2 separate regions of the Homo sapiens genome follow, and region 2 is linked to region 1. Evidence: chromatin contacts called from ENCODE Hi-C data. All regions are on one chromosome and are shown on one strand. The core of a region is the stretch at or near the end of the contact, and the rest is flanking DNA. Distances in the headings are between cores, read along the strand shown.

Evidence for each region. A loop is a pair of places that touch in the nucleus more often than their neighbours do. Pooled maps may share reads with other maps.
Region 2: a loop to region 1 is called in a map of ascending aorta, with 2.7 times the contacts of the local background. The contact joins the promoter of SEMA4C here to the promoter of TMEM127 in region 1. A Hi-C loop is called at or near these places in 2 of 168 maps with a recorded cell type or tissue (ascending aorta and chondrocyte) and 4 of 50 pooled maps.

What each region holds. Positions count from the first base shown.
Region 1 is chr2:96,263,659-96,267,460 of GRCh38, forward strand. It overlaps TMEM127 (transmembrane protein 127), which reads right to left and starts at 2,339. Exons shown (of 4, transcript NM_017849.4): 1 at 2,211-2,339; 2 at 1,480-1,854. The coding sequence starts at 1,723. CIAO1 (cytosolic iron-sulfur assembly component 1) reads left to right here and starts at 2,567. Exons shown (of 7, transcript NM_004804.3): 1 at 2,567-2,831; 2 at 3,663-3,802. The coding sequence starts at 2,693. RefSeq lists silencers at 1,599-1,908, 1,959-2,168, 2,179-2,228 and enhancers at 2,459-2,648, 2,879-3,158, 3,756-3,802.
Region 2 is chr2:96,867,726-96,871,599 of GRCh38, forward strand. SEMA4C (semaphorin 4C) reads right to left here and starts at 2,355. Exons shown (of 15, transcript NM_017789.5): 1 at 2,151-2,355; 2 at 53-198. The coding sequence starts at 161. It overlaps LOC124908044 (collagen alpha-1(I) chain-like), which reads left to right and starts at 649. Exons shown (of 3, transcript XM_047446878.1): 1 at 649-693; 2 at 860-1,024; 3 at 1,303-3,398. The coding sequence starts at 649. The coding sequence ends at 2,310. RefSeq lists silencers at 878-1,497, 1,548-1,707, 2,028-2,127, 2,148-2,217, 2,248-2,347 and 1 more.

The DNA.
Region 1 (3,802 bases), core at 1,089-3,588:
TATATTGGCATCAACAGAGGTGGGGTAGTCCCAGCTCTGCCACCCTAAACTGGGTAGCCTTGGGGAGATCCTTCATTTTTCTGAGCCACAGCTAAGCACACCCCATGCAGTGCTAGATTTCGGAGATCTAGCTTTCTAGATCTGATGGGTCTAGTGGTGGGAAGGTGGTATGTGTGCTTCAAAGAAAGCAAGTACAGGGCAATGTGCTAAAAGAAAAACCACCAAGACTCACTCAAGCTTAATGCTCTTTGTGCCATTAGCAACATGACAGAGAAAAGGCTGCATATAAGGCCTCTGTCGTGTGCATAACTTTGGCTTTAATGAGCCAACCCAGCAAAGAGTACCATTAAGGTGAAATCTGGAAACAACCAGTTGTCCCCAACCTTCTACAAAATCACCCTACAGCTTCTAAAACTCAAGAGAGATGCAAAACAGTAAGAGAACACTCAGAGAAAGGCAACATTTGGCCACAAGGATGAGGCTTTTCAGCCTAGACCTGCAGAAGCAGAGTATGGTCCGATGCACAGCGGGGAACTTGGACCTTTTCACCAAATCCCAGTGCCTGAATTCTTCAGGAGGTAACACGCAGATATCTAACAGGAAGTGCTTCTGATAGGCGGTGCAGTAAACATCTGGAATGCATCACAGCCAGGGAATAGCACAGACAGGATAGCACAGAGAGGATATAAGACCTTCAAGATGGCTCAAAAGACCTTGGGGTTGATGAACTATGCTGTTACTAAGGACTGTTTGGGGTACATTGATCATTGTTAGGGTAAAAAGCAGGTGATACAGTCCAGTCCTGTCCTCACACTTCACAATTTTTACTGGAGACAAGAATGGGCAGGATAAACTATGGGGCCCATAGGACCCTCCCATCGTCTGCTGTCTATCTGGCCGGAAAGCATGATGATGAACAAAGCAACCTTGCCTCTGTCAGGCACACCTATAATGGTTCCAAGAGCCACATTCCGACTGTTGTACTGCGGGTGGCAATGGAACGGTCTTCCGATTACCTAAAATGCCACAGATTCCCTTCTTCTCTAATACGCATCCGATTACCATAGAACTCTAAGATATCTTTTAAAACCTAGTCATATTAAAAGTTCCTTTTTCTCCATTAATCAGTCTGCCCCAAAGAAGCTTTTCCGTATTTCACAGGATCCTTAGAAGAGGCCAGCTAACTGTGATACCTAGCACCCTTATCTTTTCTCGATACACAGCGTCCTTCCTCCAGCAGAATCCTAAAATAGCAGCAGTCCGGATTAACATGGCTGTGAGGAGTAGGTGCTTAGCTGAATAACATCAGAATTAATGAGGGGCCGGACCCCAAACAGAGCCACCTGGTGGGCATGAACACCAGGCAGTTATGGGGCCGTTTCCTTCAACCAAGTGTCTGGTCCCTGGCTATCTCTGCTTCAGCCAGAACACATTCTGTCCCCCACCGAGGCTTTAAGGGCCAGCGCGCAGCACCCTCACCTTTCAGCAGGTCCGGGTGCACATAGCCCAACACGTCGGAGACCCCCAGCTCCTGGCGCGAACAGGTGCCTCCGTGGATGTGCAACCAGGCGGGCTCGGCGAGGGCAGTGCACAGCGCCGTGATAGACAGGGCGCCAGGCAGGGCCGAGGCCAGGCTACGCTCCGGCTGCTTGGGCAGAGCGCTGCCTCCCGGGCTCCTCCGCCGGCGCCCGCCGGGCAGCCCTGCGCCTCCGGGGGCGTACATGCCCGGGGCCGCCCGCCGTCGCTCCGCAGTCGCTGCTGGTCGCCGCCGACCTCCGCGGGGCGCGCAGAGCCTGACAGTCCGGTGGAGGATAGCAACGCTCCGGGTTCGCTGCAGGTGAAGCCGGGACTGGGCTGTCAGGGTTGACACCAGAGGATAGGGGGGTGGGACCCGGGGCTGACGGAGACGGGGAGGGCTGCGGGAATTCGGGGGGCGGAGACAGGAGACTCCGGAATGGGACTGCGGGACGACAACCGAAGAGGGCCAGGGGCCAGATGGGGTCTGGGCAGACTCGAGTGGGGGGCGGAGGGATCGGGGATCGGCTACTGCTAGAGCAAAGACCCGGAGTCAGGGTCTCAGCCAGAGGATGCCGAGGGGCGGAGGACCGGGCTGGGCCGCGGGGATCGGGGACCCGTGATCTGGGACCGGCGGTTTGGGGTGCGACCTGTGCGCAGAAAAGACCCTCCCCACGCCGCCCACTGTTCCTCACCAGTCAGCAGGCCCCAGGGCTGGGATGGTGCTGCTCAGCCCAGTCACGGGCTTCTCGGCTGCCGGGGGCCGAGCGTTCCCAGGCCCCAATCCCGCAACGCCCGGACAGACCCGGGGCCGATGCACTTCCGGCTTCCTCCTCCTCTGCCTCCGCCTCCTCCGGCTCCCCGCCCCGTCCCCCGCGCGCGTCACAGCCTGGGCGCGCCGCCGGCTCTGCGCAGGGCCTCACGGGACTGGTAGTTCGAGGCGGTCCCGCGATGCTTTCCCTGCCGAGGTGAGGGGAGCGACTACAACTCCCAGAGGGTATGGCGGCCGCAGCAGTGGGCAGTTGAGTTTCCGGGGCGACCCAGGTCCTCCGGCGGAAGCGGGAGCCTCTGTCGGCCGCGGAAGCCTGGAGTGGGCGGTACGCAGACGCGCGCGGTGAGACCCGCTGTCTGCTCAGCGGACTCTGCCCGCCCCCACCTCCCCCTGCGTCGGGCCGACATGAAGGACTCGCTGGTGCTGCTGGGCCGTGTCCCGGCGCACCCGGACTCCCGCTGCTGGTTCCTGGCCTGGAACCCCGCGGGGACCCTGCTGGCCTCGTGCGGCGGCGACCGGAGAATCCGCATCTGGGGCACGGAGGGTAAGGCCCAGCCTGGTTGCGCGGCCCTCAGCGCTGAGGGCTCAGCCTGCGCGTAGTGCAGGCGCTCAGCCTGCAGGGGAGGCTGAACCTGTTCCTGGCGGAGGGAGAGTGGGATGTTAGCCACGCCGAGAAGGGCTTTACAGGCAAAGAAGTCTGCGACTGTTGGGAGGAAAAACGTCAGCAGACAAGCTGAAATGTCAAGGGAATTGTGTTAGCTGCAGAGGCAGGAAAATGGGAAAAGAGAGGTGTTAGGAAAGTGGCCTTCAGAGTAACTTGCGACTGGATGGTCACATTTTATCCCGAGGGCATTGGGGAACCAATAGCAATTTTAGATCAGATTTGTTTTAGAAAGATGCCTCCAGAGGTTGGGCGCGGTGGCTCACGCCTGTAATCCTAGCAGTTTGGGAAGCAGAGGCGGGTAGATCACCTGAGGTCAAGAGGTCAAGACCAGCCTGGCCAACATGGTGAAACCCCGTCTCTACTAAAACTACAAAATTAGCTGGGCGTTGTGGCGGGCACCTGTAATCCCAGCTACTCGGGAGGCTGAGGCAGGAGAATCCCTTGAACCCAGGAGGCGAAGATTGCAGTGAGCCGAGATTGTGCCATTGCACCCCAGCCTGGGCATCAGAGCAAAAACTCCGTCTCAAAAAAAAAAAAAAAAAAAAAAAAAAGCTTCCAGACGAAGTAGATTCATTTGCATCTTTGTAAAAGCTGTGAAATACACTCCCTGAGCTTTCCCCCACTAGCTTGATTCCAGTGCTAGCCCCTGATATTGAATGGCTTCATGGTGCTGCACCCAGCTCCAGAGCCTGGCCTGCGCTCCGCCTTTAGGTGACAGCTGGATCTGCAAGTCTGTCCTTTCTGAAGGCCACCAGCGCACCGTGCGGAAGGTAGCCTGGTCCCCCTGCGGTAATTACCTGGCCTCTGCCAGCTTTGATGCTACCACTTGCATTTGGAAGAAGAACCAGGAT
Region 2 (3,874 bases), core at 1,105-3,604, 600 kb after region 1:
AACTCCTCAGCAGCCTGTCCCTGACTTCCTCCTCACCCCTCCAGGCACTCACCCCCAGAAGACACTGTCTTACGCGGCACAAGGTTCCACCACACCTCAGCCCCAATGCCCAGGCCCCACAGCCTTGCTGCCAGCAGCCAGACAGCCCAGTGTGGGGCCATGGCGCACGCCCCGGCTCTGAGCTTCAGGCCAGCTGTCCTGCTGAGGGAAAAGACATGGTCAGAAATCACAGCCAGAGAAAGCAAACCAGAGGGGCCCGCAGCAGGAGAGGCCACAGGACTCCTCATCAGGCCTTCCAGGAGCCCCGGTGCCCTCCTTCCCCTTCTCTTTGGAGGTGGACCTAAGTCCCCACACTTGGCCTCTGCCTAAAAGACCACAGGTCTCCCTGGGAAGCGGGGAGGAGTTGAGTTGGCTGAAGGCTAAACAGGCTCCGGGAAGCCCTCCCTGGCCTCCAGACCCACCACTACCTCTGCGCAACAGGAAATCATTTGAGAAATAAAAAGGGGACCCCCGCCCAACATACACACTCAGGCCTAAGAGGTTTGAGTTTCTTGAAAGAACCTCAGGCAGCAGGCCTTGCAGCCACTGGGGCTCCGGACCCTGCCAACACCTAATTCTGGGAGGAAGACTCCTTAGGGCGACGAGGGCATGCGGTGGGGTAGGCGGTCGGGAAAGCCCCAAAGGGGAAACCTGGTGCGGCCGGCTGCGAGCGGAGGTCCCGGTCCCGGCCTGTCCCCTTCCCCAGCGCAGACAATAGCCCTGCAGAACCCCAAACCCCGTTCCACATCAGCAGGGCAGGAGTGTGAGAAGGGCCGGGAGCGAAGGGGCCCAGCTTCCCGAGGCCCCTTTGTTGCCCAAGAGGGAGGCAGGAAGTGGGTGGGATGGGCGTGGAAATGACCAGGGCCTCATCCTGTTCCTCGCACTGCCTCCTCCGAAACACCAGCCCTCTGGCGGAGGGGCGGTGGGGGGACCGAGCTCGGGTCGAGTCGGGGACTCCGGCGGCGCGCGCAGGCGACGGGGGGAGGTAGGGGCGGGGACGCGAGGGGGTTCCTCCCGGGCCGCTGGCAACGCGCCGCGCACGGCCGGCACCCGCTGCGCTCCCGCGACTCTGACGAACCTTCCCAACTCGGGGACTGCGCCCCAGGGACCCTGGCCTGGGCGGGCCAGCGGGATTGGCTTCCCCTGCTCCAGCCTTCCCGTGCCAGGGGCGGAGACGCAGAAGCTGGGGACCTGCTCACCCCCAAACAAAGGGTCCCCGCCAAGACCCCGTCCCGGGTCCCCCCGGGTTCTCCCCTCCCCCAGCTCCAGGGATTTGAACGCAAACAAAGCGGCGGCGCGGGGAGCGTGGCGAGCCCGGCCTGCGGACGCCCCCTGTCGGCCCAGAGCCCCGGCGCGGGAGAGCGGGGGCTGCGCCCCAGACCAGCCCCCCAAAACGCCCGCGGCCTCATCTCGGCTCCTTACCCGAGGATCGGGCCGCACCCCGTGGCGTGCTCCGAGGATCCGCCCGGCAGCGGTGCTCCCACCCGCAGCTCCCCCCAGGGCGAGGAAACGGGCAGCCGGGAGGAGGGGTTGGGGGGAGGGGTGCGGGATCCAGGCGGGGCACCCCACACCCTCGCCCACCCCGAGCGGCCAGCCGTGGACCGCGGCCCTCCCTGCAGGGCGAGCGCTCCAGCCGGGGACGGCGCGGCCCGGCTCGGCCCGGGGGCCTGGCTTTCCGGGACAACCCGCCTCCCCAGCGGAATGGGCGGGCGGGCGGGGGGCCGCGGCAGGGAAATCCGATCCCACAACATCGGCCTCCCTCCAAGCCCGCCCCAAACTTTCCATCGGGGGTGGGAGCGCCGAGGGCAGTCCAGGAGCCTGGCGAGGATCCCGGCCGCGGACCGGACCGCGCGAGGAACCCTCGCTGGCGCGCCCCTCCGGCCCCGGGGCTGCGGGGCTGCAGGTGCTGTGCGCCCCACTCCCGAGACCCTGCGAAGCAGCCGCGGGGGTCGCAGGAAGGATCCCCGCGTACAGCCGTCTCCGCCGCCGCGGCTCCCCGCGCCCCAGCCCCTGTCCCTCCCGCGTCCGGCAGCCCCTGCCCAAGCAAAGGGACAAAGCGGCGGCTCCGGGGCCCCGCGGCTCCAGCCTCACGCAAGCCCGGCCTCGCTCACCTATTGCGCGCAGCTCCAGTCCCCGGGCGCCGCCCTCGCGTTCGGCTCTGACCGCCGTCCACCCCTGCCCCCGCGTCGCCGCCTGCCCGCGCTCGCCCGCCAGCCCTCCGCGGCCTCTCTGCCACCGCCCCTCCGTCCCCGCCCGGCTCCGCGCCCCTAGGCTCGGGCTCCCCGCGCCACCACGGCGGGCGCCGGCTCTTTCTCCAGCGCGGCCGCGGCTCTCCGCCCCCTTCCCCTTGACGTCAGGCTGGGGGGGTCGAGCGGAGGCCGGGGGCGGGCCGCGAAGGCTCGCTCAGGAGGGGGCTGCGACCCGCAGCGACCTGTGGACCCGCCCGCTCTCCGCCCGGGGGCTCGGACCTCCGCCTCTCTGGGTGCCCGGACCTCAACCCCTCCGGGTGTCCAGCAGCCCCGGGGCTCGGAGTCGCGGGCTGCGCCACAGCGCCTGGAGGGAGGTGGGGCGGGGGAGGGACTCCGGGTATGGCCACGGGGGAATCACACTCACCCGATCTTTCTGAAGTGTCCCCCGAAGACTCCGGGCGGGCTGGGCTGGGGAGAGGGACTCCCGACCGTGCAGTTGCAGGAACGACCGCGGGCGAGCCACGTCGAGGCGAGTATCCAGGGGAGGCACGCTGGGGGAACCGAGGCGTCTTTTGGGGCGGACCAGAGGGGTCTGCCGTTTGGCCCCCAATTCTGCCTCTTTCTAGGCCCCGAGGACCACTGGTCCCTGCCCTCAAGTCTGGAAAGGGCTTCACCAGCCAGGAAGACCCTTCAATCAACAGAAAGGGCCTGCTCCTGCTTCTCACGCTTTGGGCAAAGCGCCTATCCCCAGAAAATGACTCCTCGTGCCACTGGAAGGCTGATTAACAAGTGGCATGAGCCCTACTGTTCAGATGAAAGGGGCTGTGGGGAGCCACGCTGCAGAACCACCGCCACCTTCAGAACCACCAGCCTCCGCCCACAGCCACTCCTAGAAGCAACTTGTAGCTCTGGCCTCATGGGCGGTGCAGCGTCTTTCCTGCCAGCTGGTCCTCTGAGCTGGGCAGGTGGTTAGAAGAGGTGGTCCTCATGGAGGACACCCCACGGGCACCTGGAGACAGATGCTACCTCCTGGCTAGGGGCAAAAGGCAGAGGTGAAGGGGCTTGACGTCCTGAGGTTTGGAGGTAACTTTAAGCCAGGGTGCAGTCCTGGAGGGGAGGAACACTTCAGGCTGCGTCAGCAGATCTGGATTATAAATCAGTCCGACAGCAGCTTTTGTTCTGGGTTAAAACTTGGCATCTGAAAAGTGGAGACCAGAAAAGTGGTGGAGATAATTGAGAAAAGCAGCCCAGTTTGGTTTCAGTAACAATCGGGTCTTTGCTGGTACACATAATGGCCCCTTCTCCCTTGCTGGCCAAAGCCACGTTTCCCAGCTCTTTTCCACTAGGAAAAAGAAAAAAAGCTGTGGCCTTGGAGATGCTGGAGATAATGACCATGGGGTGGGCAGGGAAGGCCTCCTGCTTCAGCTGACAAGGTGGGAGAAGGTGTGTCACCCTCGTGTTTAGTTTATTCCCCGTATCTATTCAAGCGGAGGGTAAACTGAGATGCAAGTGCCCTCACTTGTGTTCTGTGCTTTAGATTTTTGCAGCTTGTCTTGATGTACATTTTCTTACTTCACCCTTATGACCACCCTTTAAAAAGTAAGTAATTTGGGAGGCTGAGATGGGAGGATCACTTGACCCCAGGA